Regions from separate parts of the Homo sapiens genome. Here region 2 is linked to region 1. A link is a loop called in an ENCODE intact Hi-C map of the cell type or tissue named here. Cell type or tissue: mammary epithelial cell. All regions are shown on one strand.

The links. Peaks named below come from ENCODE experiments on the same cell type or tissue, not always from the same donor. Only the 100,000 strongest peaks of a DNase experiment are listed, where the experiment ranks them.
Region 2: it touches region 1 in a loop (15-fold over the local background); 3 of 110 quality-filtered maps call a loop at or near these places.

Annotation. Positions count from the first base shown.
Region 1 is chr15:94,669,724-94,677,723 of GRCh38, reverse strand. It overlaps LOC105370986 (a long non-coding RNA gene), which reads right to left and starts at 157. Exons shown (of 3, transcript XR_932642.2): 1 at 1-157. In mammary epithelial cell, CTCF peaks have their summits at 3,285 and 7,099 (motif pointing left); DNase peaks (open chromatin) are centred at 123 and 3,343; H3K4me3 peaks cover 11 bases; H3K27ac peaks cover 2,488 bases.
Region 2 is chr15:94,901,471-94,909,470 of GRCh38, reverse strand. No RefSeq gene overlaps it. Among named protein-coding and RNA genes, the nearest start is that of LINC02852, 320 kb to the right of the region's middle. In mammary epithelial cell, no CTCF peak of the experiment used is centred here; no DNase peak of the experiment used is centred here.

The sequences.
Region 1 (8,000 bases):
ATCAGCCTGTTTGTTGATTTGCTGCTCATTTGCTTATTGTGTGTTCATTGCCTGTCTGTCTCCTCCAGATCATAAGCTCCGTCTCATGCCTGGGCCTGTCTCGTGGTGAATCTTCGCAGCCTGAGTGGTGACTGGCATACGGCTGGCACTCAATCAGCATTTGCTAAATGGATGAATAATATTCCGTGACAAATTGTTTTAGCTATCCTTCAGTCTTAAAACATTCTTCTACTCAATACATTTATCCAGTTTCAAAAACACTGACATACTCTCACCACATTATCCCTCTGGTCTCAATACTAAAGTCTAATCTTGGCAGCTTGCCACGCCCCCATGGCTCTAACACACATAATACTTCAGGATTTGACCGCACAGTGCCTTCCCTGGCCACAGCCCAAGAGTCTCCTTCATGCTAATTTACCTGTCAGACACACAGGTTACACCACTCTTCCCACCTCTGGGTATTTCCACTGGAAGGCTCCTTGGCCTAGGAGACTGATTTTCTCTTTGCCCTACCCCCGTGCTTCTATCTCTTCCTAAGGGAACCCCACAGCAATACCATGGAAAACCAGACAAACACAGGGCCTGCCCTCTGGAAACTTACATCTTGGTGAGACAAACAGTAAGTCAACAACCACACAAGTAAAACACAGCAATACAACGTCATAAAGAGATAGCCAAGGCACAGTGAGACATCAGTGAAGCCATCTTTGATAACGTGAGTGTTAAGCCCAGACCTGAGCGTGAACTATCACTATTCTTAATTTTTACTTTTCCTGATCTTATGCCATATGCTCCTTTTTATCATATTTAGGTGTCAGTTTTATCTTTCCTCTTAGTTTTTTGGCTGCAAAAGGGCTGATTTCCTGTGTGATTCACAGCACTGGCGCACCATATACATCTTCATCTATGAGGAGGGCAGGAGAAGGAGGTGGGGTCAGGGATGGGCAGGAGAGGAGTGGAGTCAAGAAGAGAGTCTTTCAGATTAGGGTGCTTGTGACTGAGAATTCGACTCTGAACATTACAATAATAAGGCAACATTTGGCTAAATGGTCTGAGCTGAAACTCAGCACAGGTTTTGTTGCCAGTGCAACACATTATTAATATTTTATGGATGCCACTCACCCTTTCCATAGCCTTAGAATTAGATCAGGCTGATGATTTTTGCATTATTTTTTTGCATCTGTAACTCAAACTGTATTAAAAAGAAAGGATTGCCTAGTGATCCTTTGTGCCTTTCCTTTCTGAAAATTGAGCAGTTGCCATTTAGCTGAGACAACCTTGTCAAGTCCTTCAGGGCCAGCTCTGATTGGGATTTATAAAGCCCAGTTCAATCTGAAATGGCTTTGAAACTTCCCCTGAATAGGAGAGCATAGAAGAGCTCCAAACTGTGCAAGGCCCTCTGAGCTTGCGCAAATGATAAGCAGAGAGACTACCCTGGAGAACTCATAGCCACCACTGAGGGCTATTAAAAGAGAGACAGAGAAGGGTAAGGGAGTGAGGCAATCTCCTCTTTTGAGATGGCCTCCATGAGGACTGTAAATAGCAAAGCATCTCCCTCTCTTTGCTCTGGGCCTGGCTGCTCTGCAACCCTTCCCCAATGCTACGAGTAGAGCTGGGTCTTTAAAGGTCTATCCTGACTGCTAGATGCCAGGCACGTGCAACTTAGAAGGGAGCATGGTTGCTCTGAGGGCAGGGAGGTGACCAGCCTCACACTAGGACAGAAGAGAATGCCACACGGCAGCAGTGAGGTGGAGGGCAAGGAAGGTGAAGGGAATGAGAGCAGATATTTATTGAGCATCTTCCTCAGTGAGCCAGGCACCCTGATAGGCACCTGACAAGGGCCTCTCTTTTATGGTCACTCACAATGCTTCTTGAGATAAATATTAATACACCCGTTTCACGGGTGAGAAAGTTGAACGTCAATCCTGCTGAATGTCTTGTCCAAGTTCACATCACTGAGCTTCAAACCATTTGGCTCCAGTTCTTAGAGAACAGCATCACTGTCTCCCTATCAACTTCTCTCAAGCACCTGAATTGTCCTGAAATTACAGCAGCTAATTGATAGTTGTATTGCAACTCAATGAATGAACTAATGAGCAAAAGCACCAACTCTGGTCTTCTGACACGAAGTTATTATTCATACATTGGGATAATATTAATTATCCTGGAGAGAGGACCCAGTTAGAACATGAACGGAGCCCACGTCAGAATCTGTGACCCTAGGCACATCTGTTAACACTTCTAAACTTCGTAATCTGTAAAACAAAGATTAAAAAATTAAACCACCCACCTCATACAATTACTGAGAGGCTCAGAGGCAATAAGATATTACAAAACCCAGCACAGTGCCTGGTACCCACAGGTGTTAATGCATGTTCTTTATTTCTCCCATTTACCAAGGACTGCATTGGGCTGAATGTGGTGGACATTTGAGTCCATGAGCTGAGAGGTCATGGAAATTCCTTCCTGCTCTGACCCAGGCTTCTCCTGCAGGGTTGAATATGGCCATTGCGGCATGCTTGTCATTTTGATTTCTCTTTCTTCTGGAATAGCATTAAGACCTTTTTTCAGATAGGCTCCAGTGAGGTGCCATGTGCTGAGTCTGGGGCCTGCTATACTGGATTTCCACCAACAAGGGCCAGATTCTCTCTTCGTTAAGATTTTTGGCTTTCTGGACACCAGCAGGTGGATTCTTACATGGAAGGACAGATTTTGCCAGGGTAGGACATGCATGATGTGGCTGGTGGGACTGAAGACCCTGTGGGCATTGATGAAGGCAAGGATGGGCTCAAACACCATCCGAAACCCACACAGATCCACACCAGGTCCCAGCCCTGGACCAGACAATGCAGCAGCCAAATTTTAAAACTTAGAGTCCTAAAACGACATGATTGTTTTTATACATCCAGGCACATCCCTGAATGGGGAGAAAAATGCCAAGTAAGGGGACAATCTTCCCTGCCATTATCACCTCCCTTCATCTGCTCCAGGCCCGAGCTGCCCGGGTTGCCATGGTGATGCAGGGCTGACCTCTCACTTTTTACTCTTCCAGGAGCTAAAAAGGTAAAAATGAGCCATTTGGTAGCAAATGAAAATCAACCTCCTTCAGTTAAAAGATGTTGAATTGCTTTCGCTTCGTCAAACTTAATGTTCCGTAGCCAAGTTAAAAAAAAAAAAAAAGTCAAAGAAGAAGGAGAGGGGGAAGAGGAGGGGCAAAACGGAAGAACGCAAGCAAGAGAGCTCAGAAGCAAGCGGAGATGTTGGCTGGAGCAGCAGTGGCGACTGCAGCAGAGAACAGGGATGGGCATCAGTGCCGGAGGCATCAGACCAGCCTTCAGCAACAGCTTTCTCAGAGCTCACAATTGGGTGCTGAGCCACTTCCTTCGACTTGCCCGGCCTTGTTGGTGCTGGCTCCAGCTCTTTCTCCCTGCTTGTCTCTTTTACTCGCTTTGCAATGGTACCTGGTGAAGCTGGATTGCTGGCTTTTACTTTTCATGTGCAGAGAAATTGGGTCAGGAAATCAAAATATTGATTGAACCCGATTGCGGTAGCTGTTCTAGAAGAGATTTTAGGGGAAGCAAATTACATTCTTTTAACATTATTCAGCCCGTGATTAGGCATGTGCCCCATGCATGAGCCAGGAGAGCGCATTCGTTTGCTGTGATTAATATCCCAAAGTGGCTTTCTCCAGTAACCCAGGCTGCCAGGAACTTGACCACTCAGAGCCTAGCCAGCAGGACCACCCAGGCCAGGGATGCCCCCTGTCCGATTACAAGCACAGGTTGGGCAGGTGCGAGAGCAGTGCAGGGTGGCTGTGGGCGGCCAGCCTGGTTGTGCTTGGGAGCAGGAAGCATCTTGCCGCCTGTTTCTGGCTTTCTGATGTGTGGCAGGGAAGCTGGATATTTGCCCTTTTTCCTCTTTTCTCTTTTTGCTCTTGGTTGATAGAGGACGGTCTCAAAGTCTATCCACCTGCACATCATGTGCAAAGACAGCCGGGGTTATACTTTGGCTTCAAATGATTCATTGGGATTCAAGTGTCTAAGCACGTGGGCTAGAGCTGTCAAACCATCTTCTACATGTGAATTACCCTTAATTATAACTTAGGTGAGAACTACCGATTTATCACTCCCAGACTTGTTTTTAATCCTTTAACTTCTGGAGTTAAACCATTGGATAATGGCAATACTACAAAAAATTAGAAAGAGTAAGAGTAGTTATGGGGAAGGCAACTAATTCTTTTTTTTTTTTTTTTTTTGAGATGGAGTCTCTCGCTGTCGTCCAGGCTGGAGTGCAGTGGTGCGATCTCGGCTCACTGCAAGTTCCGCCTCCTGGGTTCAAGTGACGTTCCTGCCTCAGACTCCCGAGTAGCTGGGACTACAGGCACCCGCCACCACACCTGGCTAATTTTTTTTGATCCGCCCGCCTTGGCCTCCCAAAGTGCTAGAATTACAGATGTAAGCCACTGCGCCCGGCCAAAGGCAACTAATTCTTATCAGAAAGATGTCTTCACAATGTCTTGGAGCAAAACCCTAGGTTTTTTAAGAAGTACTTTAGAAACCTCATGGGCAGGTCAGGGGTCAAACACACAGAAAATTCACTAGCGATCAGTTTCAATAAGTCCAACATGAGAATAAACAAAACCAGGCTATTAAGTGATAATATGGAGAGAAAAATAATGGTGCCCAGATTGATTCATTCATTCAAAATATCTATATTCTTTAGTCGTATTTCTTCAAATACTGATAGTATTTGGCAAATACCTGCTAGTTTGTTTAATAATCCTAGGTCTTATTTATATCATCAGCTTCCGGTGGTCATAAGATTTGCAGAAAGAGCCTTTCTCTGTTGGATTCATAATACGTCCTGGATTCTACCTGAAATCCTTGTCTCTGAAATGTTGGAAGAGACCCTCTTTCATGCCCCCTGCCCCGACCTGGCCACAGGCGCGTACACCTGGTCCATATTCTGTAATGAGGTCTCAGTGGTCATCTTATTCTCAGGGCCCATCGAAAAATTGCATGCTCTGAAGACAGCATAGTTGCATCAAACTCTTTAACTGGCTGGCATTTTGAAAGTTTAAAGGGTTAATGCTCCTAAGAGAAGAAGAAAACACCACGCGTGCGTTTTGATCTGAGGTTCAAAACATACACGCAGATGAAAACGGCCAGCCTCATCGCTACACACAATCCCTTTCTCTGCCTCCCAGTCCCTCTCCTTCCCTCTCCACAATCTTACAGATCTCAGTACGATTAGAGAGCTGCCGATAAGAGAATGGCCATTGGTATTCTATGGTTTCAGTGTAGTCTGAAAATTAAATCCCTATGAAAATAATATATCTCTTCTCCTCTCCCCTACCCCCTCCTCCCTAGAAGCAGCTGCTTTTCACATTTAAATGTAGCAGTGGTAACAAGAGCCTCTTTTATCAGCTACTCCTATTCATAAGGCATTAAAATACACGCCGTTTCCTAATCCCTAGTGCAGCTCTAACAGGGGCTTCAGCTTTGTGCTGAAATAGCACGTATCTTTTAAAAGTAGCTGATGGAAATCATCTTCCAAACCGAATCAGTCTCTTAAAAGCAGCTCTCCCCAAGCACAGAACATAAATAGAGTCCAGGACACAGTGTGTGTCCAGCTCCCCTCTCCACTGTAAAGGGTTTGGGAAACAATGGCTGAGTTTGTTTATAAGTAGCCCAAGCGACTTGGCAAGCTGCTTCCCTCCTCTCTCTTCCCTCCCACCCCAGATCCCATACCCATCTTTACAGCAGCACCAGTTGCAGCGCCTCTTCTGGGAAAGGCATTGCTACTTCTGTGTAAGCCAATAGGCATTTGCTGAGCAAGGTCACTTTCAGAGGCAGCTCTTTCTGGAGGCAGCATCTACAGGAACGGTGGGCCAGGGGCTGGAGGCATGGATCAAATAGAAAATCACCTGGATTCCTGGTTAATCCACAGGCCTCAAGAGGAGTGCATGCGGGGCTGGTGAATTCCATAACCATGAGAGAGCTATTTTGTAGGCAGGTAGCTGATAGAAATGTACACAGCCATATGACACATACGTATATATATATAGTTTACATATAAACACAAGTATACACATATTTGTCCGCATCAGACAGTACTGATTCCCTGCACAATCACCTAGAAATAGCATTAGAAGCACTATTAACACAGAGGGAACATTTCAAATACAAACAAGAATAAGTAGCCTGAATTATGGTTAACTCTTGTGGCTATCGTTTTATTGAAATTACGTCCTGAAATTAACTTTTTCTTATATGTTAAAATTAAGGCTGGCCCTTTAAAAATAATTTATTTTTTGAATACTCAAGCTTTCATTCCGATATATCTGTTTTTCTATTTTCAGTAAATTAGGGGGTTTCTAGTCTCTGGTTTTATTACTAATAAAGAAGAGAAAAAGGTAGCAGAAATGTTTGTTGTATTTTGTGTTCAGCTTTATGTTTATTTTCTTTCAACTGCTTATAGAAGAGATCTCAGGAGGAAAAAAATACATCACATTCTTCTAACATTGTTTTACTCAAAGTTTTATTTTAGAAGTGTAATTATTTTTTTCTCATGGTAAGTAAGTGTTGCTAGAAGTGTTTTGGAATTTTAAGTTCCTCTGGCAGATATCTGTTTTTCAATTGCTGTGAATCTTTTTTTTTTCTAATTCTCTCTCTCTTCTTGATTTGAAACTGAAGTGCTGATGAATGTTCTTTGCCTTGTACAATAGATATCTTTTTACTTATAAAATGCCACAAAGTTATAAATTAGGAGGACTATCTACATGATAAGATTTTCTCCCTCCCTCATGTGCCAGCTAAATGTTGAAGAAGGCTGATAGGAACAGAAATAACATGTTCAAGGGAGAAATAATCCAAATAAATATATACCTTCATTTCATCTCTTTTGAAGAAAGTGTCCATCTCACCAAGGTTGTAAGGTTTTTAATAAAAGCAGAAAACTCTTCAGGTAATTATAAACGCCCTTTAATACTATTAAAGGAAAACGTAATTCCAATCATTGAGATTTATTGGAAATCTTACTTTCTGAGGCAGTGGCAATTATCTCTGAATCATGGAACCTGACTGCCCTCTTCTGGTTATAAACAGAAATAGGAACAGCCTGGAAGAATTCTATCACTGACAATAGGGTTATGTCTAGGAAATCTACGATAATAAGGAAATGTCCACATTCATATTAGAATCTGTGCCTGACAGGAATTAGAAACTGAATAATCTAACTTCCTCATGGCCCAGAATACAATGCTTTCTAATTGTTTTTTGACAGCAGTTCTGACTTTTGTACTATTTTATTTTATGTTTGGAGCCCTCAAGTCAGACCCAGGTGTTCAACTAAAGCTAAAGTGAAGAGCAGTAATTACTTTAAAATGTCCACAACTTTTTGAAAAACTGATATTAAGGGCAGCCAAGCATTCATAAATATTGCATTTGGGTTGGAGAAGAAATTCACTTTTATCAAAAGCTCAAAAAGTAATAATTGTCAATAATTAACTAGACTATATTTTAGAGATTAAAAGGTAACATAAAACTTTTCTCATATAAAATTAAACATAATGAAAATAACTATTATGTAATGCCATAATTACATGGGATCTCACTGGTTACTCGATAGAATGATCAATTGAGTAATCTTAGATCCATCCATTTTCTCCCTTAATCTGTATTAGGTGACATGATTTTCCATGTTCATACCATAATTAAAAAGCTTTGAATTTCTTTCTTTTTTTCCATTTTACCGCTGAAAAATGGTATAATGAATTCGGGATGATTGATAATTCTAGATAGAGGATCATTAAATGCCAACAGAAAAAAAAATTATGTTCAATTATAATTGTGATACTACGTCAAACAGATAGAGGAAATCCTAATTCTGAGCTCTATTAAAATGCACTTATTTCAATTTCCAGTTGCTATGTATGTCCTATTAGCAGCCTGACATTTTGAGTAGTACACTAATTCATATGAATTGGGTTTGAAATG
Region 2 (8,000 bases), 230 kb before region 1:
CAGCATTTATAGAGAAAAGAAATCCCAACCAATAATTCCATATTCTATCAAACTAAGCTTCGTAAGTGAAGAATAAATGAAATATTTTCCAGACAAGCAAGTGCCAAGAGAATTTGTTACCACTAGACCAGCCTTGTGAAAGATCCCTAAGAATGTTCTAAATATAGAAACAAGAGAATGATGCCTGCTACCACAATAACACATATACATAGTGCACATACATATATACATACATACACAGAATACATAGGGTACATAGCCCACAGACCCTGTGAAGCAACCACACAATAGAAACTACAAAGCAACCAGCTAACAACTTCACAGTAGGATCAAAACCTCATATTATCAATATTAACCTTGAATGTAAATGGTCTAAATGTCCCACTGAAAAGTCACAGATTGGCAAGTTAGATAAATATACAAGAGTCATCCATGTGCTGTCTTCAAGGGACTTATGACACATGTAATGACACCCATAGGTTCAAAGTAAAGAGTTCACAAAAGATCTACCACACAAAAGGAAAACAAAAAAGAACAGGAGTCACTATTGTTATATCAAATAAAACAGACTTTAACCCAACAACATCAAAAAAAAAAAAGACCAAAAAGGGCATTACATAAAGATAAAGATTTCATTTCAACAAGAAGACTTAACTATCCTAAATATATATGCACCCAACATTGGGGCACCTAGATTCATAAAACAAGTACTTCTAGACCTACAAAAAGACTTAGCCACACAAAAACAGTGGTGGACTTCAACACCCAACTGACAGAATCATATAGATCACTGAGGCAGAAAACTAACAAAAAACCTCTGGGCTTAAACTTGACACTTGACTACTGGACCAAATAGATATCTACAGAATAGCCCACTCATCAACTACAGAATATACATTCTTCTCTTCTGTACATAGAACATACTTCAAGTTCTACCACATGTTTGGCCATAAAGTGAGTCTCAAAAAATTTTTAAAAATCCAAATCATATCAACCATACTCTTGAACCACAGTAAAGTAAAAATATAATTCAATATAAAGAAGATTTCTTAAAACCACACAGTTACATGAAAATTAAACAATTTTCTCCTGAATGACTTTCGGGTAAACAGTGAAATTAAGGCAAAGGTCAAAAAATTATTTGAAATAAATGAAAACAGACACAACATACCAAAATCTCTGGGACACAGCAAAAGCACTGGCAAGAAGAAAGTGTACAGTGCTAAACATCTATCTCAAGAAGTTAGAAAGAGCTCAGATTAATGAACTAGCACCCCAGCTAGAGGAACTAGAAAAACAAATACAAAGTAACCCCAAAGCTAGCAGAAGAAAAGAAACACTAAAATCAGAGCCAAACTCTTGAAAATTGGGACCTAAAAATTCATACAAAGACTCAAAAAAATCCCAAAAGTTTGTTTGCTGAAAGAATAATCAAGACTGACAGACTGCTAGGTAGATTAACAAAGAAAAAAGAGAGAAGATCCAAATAAGCAAAATCAGAAATTTAAAGATTTAAATGTAAGACCTTAAACTATAAAACCCTAGAAGAAAACATACCCTTCTTGACGTTGACCTTGGCAAAGAATTTATGGCTAAGCCTCCAAAGTCAATTGCAACAAAAACAAAAATTGACTAGTGGGATCTAATCAAACTAAAGAGATTCTGCCCAGCAAAAGAAACTACCAACAGAGTAAACAATCTACAGAAACAGAGAAAAAAATGTCCGAACTATGCATCCAGCAGAGGTCTAAAATCCAGAATCTATAAGAAACCTAAATCAACAAGCAATAAGCAAATAACCCCATTAAAAAATGGGCAAAGGATATGAACAGACACTTCTCAAAAGAAGACATACAAGTGGCCAACAAATATATGAAAAAATGGTCAACATCACTAATCACCAAATCAATACCACAATGAGATATCATCTCACACCAGTCAGAATGGCTATTACTAAAATGTCAGAAAACAACAGCAACAACATATGCTGCCAAGGCTGTAGAGAAAAGGGAATGTTTATATACTGTTGGTGGGAATGTAAATCAGTTCAGCCACTGTGGAAAGCAGTTTGGAGAATTCCCAAAGAACTCAGAACTGCCAATCAACCCAGCAATCTCATCACTGGGTATATATCCAAAAGACAATAAATCATTCTACCAAAAAGACATACACACTCATATGTTCATTGTAGCACTATTTACAAATAGCAATGGCATGGAATCAACTAGATTCTCATCAATGACAAACTGGATAAAGAAAATGTGGTACATATACAGCATGGAATACTATACGGTCATAAAAAAGTGAAATCACGTCCTTTGCAGCAACATAGATGGAGCTGGAAGCCATTATCCTTTGCTAATTTACACAGGAACAGAAAATCAAATACTGCATGTTCTCACTTATAAGTGGGAGCTAAACATTGGGTACTCATGAGCATAAAGAGGGCAACAATAGAAACTAGGGAAGGAAGGGAGGAAGGCAAGGGTTCAGAAATGGACTATTGGGTACTACAATCAGTACCTGGGTGGCGGGATCAATTGTAACTCAAACATCAGCAACACGCAACAGATGCAGGCAACAAATCTGCACATGCACTCCCTGAATCTAAAATAAAAGTAAAAAAAAAGTAAAAAAGAAAAAAAGAAGCAAATATAGAAACCAGCCATGAACTCAGCGAAAATGCTTGCAAAGCATGTATCTGTCAGAGGACTCTTATCAAGAATTTATAAAGAACGCTTGTAACCAAATAATAAAATAAAGTCTTCTTAAAAAGTGGGCAAATTATTTGCGAAAATATTTCACAAAATAATGTATATAAAATACAATAAAGCTAAAAACACATTCAAAATTACTAGTCATTAGGGTTATACAAATTACATCTACAATAAAATACCATCAGGCACTCACTAGGATAGTTAAAGTTTAAAAGTCTGTCAATATCAAGTACTGGTGAAGATACAGAGAAATTGCAACTCCCAAATGTTGCCTGTGGGCCTGCAAAATGGTATAGCCACTTGAAAAACCATATGACAGAATTTTATAAAGTTAAACCTCCACTTATATGACCCAGCAATCTGACTCCTAAGTATTTACCCAAATAAAATGATAACATAATTTTACAGAATGACTTTTATATGTATGTTCATAATATTTGTTCATGGATGAATCTGAAGAACATTATGCTGAGTCAAAAAAATCAAGTCCACATGACAAACATATTGTATGATCTCTTATATGACATTCTAGGAAAGGCAGAACTGCCATGTCACAAAGTAGATTATTAGTTGCCCATGCCTGGGCAGCAGGGGAGGGAATCAACTACAAAGAGCTAGACGCAGCTCTAGGGTGAGAAAAATGCTCTGTATCTTGATTGTGGTGGTGACACGATAGTATACAATTACAAAAATTTATTAAGTGTATACTTAAACACTGCAAACTTTATTGTTTGCAGATTGTGCCTGAATAATAATAAAAAAATTCTGACAGCCATTTAAAAAAATTATTGCAGCTCTTAGAGACAGCCAGAATATATCTGCTGTCTTTTTGCAGTGTAGAAGGCTGGCTTGGATAGTCAGCCATGAAACATCACTATGGCAAAAGGGAGGGACTTTTCTTTCTGAGACAGAGCCTACTGTCTCTGGGGTACCAAAATTTTATTCTTCTAAATATGAATCTGAAGGCTGACTTCTGTCTGTGTAACCCTCAGATTATTCATAACTCCTTGGACAAACTTTGCTTCTGGGCTCTGTTTTTAATTATCATTTTCAGGTACTCTATGGGCCCAGATTAACTTCATGATTCTTTTTTACACTGAAACAACAACTGAGTTGAAAAAGAAACACTGCTAATGGATTTGACTACTACTTGCAGGTAAATGCAGTTCACCAAATACGCTTATTTCCCCATGCATTTTTATCCGTGAACCGTCCACCGATCCTTTCCACAGAGAGCTCTTAGTTAACTATTGCTAAATTGGAATCTCAAAAGCAATTCTGACTGAAAGAGCACCATTTCAATTAAACGAATAATCAAATTGAAAATGTTATTTGAATAATTTGAGTTCTTAAATTAAGCACGCAGATTTTTTTTCCCGCAAGTAGGCTATAAATTACATTTTCTGCTACATTGGCAGTAAACGGGTAATTAATATCTCAACTTTTTCCTTCTCAATGTTGATTCAAACAATACAATTAAATAAGCACAGAACATGAATTAGCACAGCTATCCCAGATTAGATGTGATTGCCCATCTCCTGTTTATCCTATTTTCTCTGGAGTGGGTGCGTCCATGTTGAGTGCAGCCTGGAGCAAAGAGGGCATGTTACACTCAAGACCAAAGTTTACATCATTGTGGAGGCAGCATCTGAAACTTTAGTAACATAATAAAATCTATTAAATAATTAGCAGATTTTTTGACTCTATGTAAATATGTTTATATAAATATAGCATAGTGTATTTGTTATATTATTTCCATTGTAACTGGCTTACCCGTTGGAAGAAGATAATTTACTAAGAAACTAAAAAGTTACTCATACAGTTTCTCTTTATGCTTTCTTTATACTTTAGTTTTATACTCTTTATACTCTAGTTACTCTTTATACTTCCTAAATGTTCTATTATTTTGCTAAAAAGAGCCATGAAATGCTATGTTAAAGTAGTCATAGCAGGGCTTTGTGTGTGCCAATCACTGCTATTGAAGCCACCTCTGCAAAAACTGTAACTGAGGAAATTATAACAGTGAAAGATTTCTCACCTAACCAACTCTATCTTGCTTCTAACCTCTAAGCTGTCCTTATTCATTCCTGAGCATAGGCTGAACTAACTGGGAAAAATTTGGATTACAGTTTAGCTTTGAAACACAGATGATAACAGTTCTTTCCCCAAATAAACCCCCTTCTTGCCTGTAGTCCCAGCTACTTGAGGGTAGGGAGCTGAGGTGGGAGGATCCCTTGAGCCCAGGAGGTCCAGGCTGTAGTAAACCGAGATCGCACCACTGCACTCCAGCCTGGGTGACAAAGTGAGACCTTATCTTAAAAAAAAGAAAAAAGAAAAAAAATTAGAAATTGTGGTTTAGGAATCATGCAGCAACTGGCTGCAAGATTTCGAACCTCCCCCAAAGTGCTCCTGGGAAAAACACCACTGTTGTAAAACGTAAGATCAGTGCTTGAGACGTCTGGCAGACCCTGGTTCCGATGCACCAGCTGATGCCATTGGGACCAATAATCTGGCTCATCCAGTTCTGTGATCCCATCCAGGAACAGAAGAGGGCAAGAAAAACTCACTTTTACCCCCTGTGATTTCTCCAACCTCACTAATCAGCATTCTCCACTTTCTGACTCCCTACCCACCAAATTATCCTGAAAAATGCTGATCCCCAAATTATCAGGGAGATTAATTTGAATAATAATAAAATTTGAGTCTCCTGTACAGCAGCTCTGCATGAATTAAACTCTTTTTCTATTGCAATCCCCCTGTCTTGAGAAATTCGCTCTATCTAGGCAGCAGACAAGGAGAATCTACTGGGCAATTACCTTATAAGTGCTTTAGACATACTAATTATTTTAAGTTTCCTAATAACCCTAGAAGAATGTTACTTCTACTATTCTCATTTAATAGATGCCAAAGCTATGAAAAGAAGGTTAGCTATTTGTCCAAACTCACTGAGCTGGATAGTGGCAGAGCTGGGATGGAACATGGGCCACCTCTCACCAGAGGCAAAGATATTCACCACCATGCGAGAGGGCCTCCCACAGTATGGATTCACCCATGCAAGTTTATCCTGAAGTGAGTGTTTTACTTCATGGGTGCAATACAATTCTGATGCTAACTACTGGTAGATAGGTCAAATTTCACAGGTAAAGGGCAGAGTTCTCTCTCAAGCTCATAAGCTCCAGGGTCCAGGACATACACATTTCTGACCAACTAGCTAAGAATTGGGGGATTTTCACTACCCCTTTAGGTTTGATAATTTCCGAGAATGACTCACAGCACTCAGGAAAGCACTATACTTCTGATTACAGCTTTATCGTCACAGATACAAATCAAGATCAGCCAAAGAAAGAGATGCATGATGCAAGGTCTGGAGGATCCCAGACATTGAGCTTCCATGTCCTCAGTATTGTCACCCTCCCAGCACATCAGTGTATGATTATCAACCAGGAAAGCACACATGAACTTTGAGGTTTCGCGTCTCTATTAAAGTCTATTACATAGACAAGACTAATTTCATCACTGGGTACATGACCGAACTCAATCTTTAGCTCCTCTTCTCCCTCTGGATTTCAGGTCTGGCTGATATCACCAGGCTTAAAGCCCCAACCATCTAATGACATGGTTGGTCTGTCTGGCATGGCCAGCCCTCATCCTTTATCTAGGGGCCCACCATGTATAGTCATAAACTCACTAGCATAAAGTCAACTATGATTTAAGGGGTCCATTATGAATAACAAGGACAATCCTAGCACTCTGGAAATTCCAGGGATTTAGAATCTCCCTTCTAGGAACCAGAAACAAAGAGTCTGCAAATTATTATACAACAGTGGCTGAATCCTGTGAGCACTTGCTTTCTCTTGCAGCCCTGTCCCTCACTAGCATTCCTTGAAAGGCCACAACTGAAAATTGTCCTAAGGATTATTCCATCCAGGAGCAGTTCTTGTTTCCTATTAAATGAGCAGCATCTGTCCAACCCAAGAGATGGCTTTCAAACAGCAGAAGATAAAATCTACCATCCCCACTGTGACCCAAATCAAGAGACCTAGTGTAGGAATAAAAGTCAGCCCTTCTCTGTCTTCTTTCACTCCCTACATCTCTAATTGTTGGCAACCTTTAGGTCTCTTCCATCTCTACCCCTAAGTATCAGGCTCTCACATCATTGCTGTCCTCTCACAGGGCCCAGGATTGACACCGTGCCCACATGTGCCCTGTCTTATTTCTTGCAAGCCACGTGTTTGTGTTTTATCAAATTCTCCATAGCCTCTAGTCACTATTTGGTGTCGCAGGACTTCGAGTTACTCTCAGCATTTACACGTATTTCAAAAGGAAGACACGATCACAAATTTAAAGGACTGGGCAGTGGCCTCCAGCATATTTACCACCAAACTGCCTAATTTTGTTTTTCCAATGAACATAGTATCCCACTCTGCTGTCTCTTAATCAAATAACAAAATACTGATTTTTGGCTCTGAAAGGTGGTGGGGGAAACTTGTGTTTCTTCTAAAATCTCTCCTCATTTGGAAATAATCTAACACATTACAATCAGACTCCTAAGTTACATTTACATGTCAAAATATCATTAACATATAAAAAAGTCAGTAATGCTTTATGGAAATAATTTGTTCCATTTTAATACCTTCTAGGTCTTTTAATAAGAAGATTCTTCTTGGTTGTAAAGGTATTTTCACACCACTTTAACACTACTTAATTTTATCTTTGACTTTTCTGTGCATTCACTTGCTCATTAAATTAACGTACAACTCTTGCATTCAAGGTGTGAAGAGGTGGAGAGGTAAGAAACTAGTGTAATTAAACAAGGATCTTGACCCTGCTAAGCTGATACACCTGTGGTAAAAAGTAGACCCATGATTTATTACAGTTGAGGGGAGCTTAAAATTCACTTTCTTCAGTATCATGCCCAAGGCAGAAATAGTGCAAAATATCCCATTCACCTAGCTGCAGTTTGAGCACTTCCAGTCAATTTTTCTTCTTCTCTATTAAAAAATGTTTAAAGAATATCTCTCCTTCTTCATCCCAATTCCATCCTACAGAAAAAAACCAAAACAATATTATTGCTTGTATTAAGTAAATCTCTCCACCAGATTCTAATAATTGGTCCAAAGTCCGTGCTCATACACTACACAGAATAAATCTCAACCCTCCTCTACCCTACCAAGTATTAAGGAGACCATTTTCTTCATGGCCTCTAATGCTACTGCTCACTGGCAAAACTCTTTGTTTCAACTGTTCCTCACATGTCATAGTTTAAGATGCTTGGTCATCCTA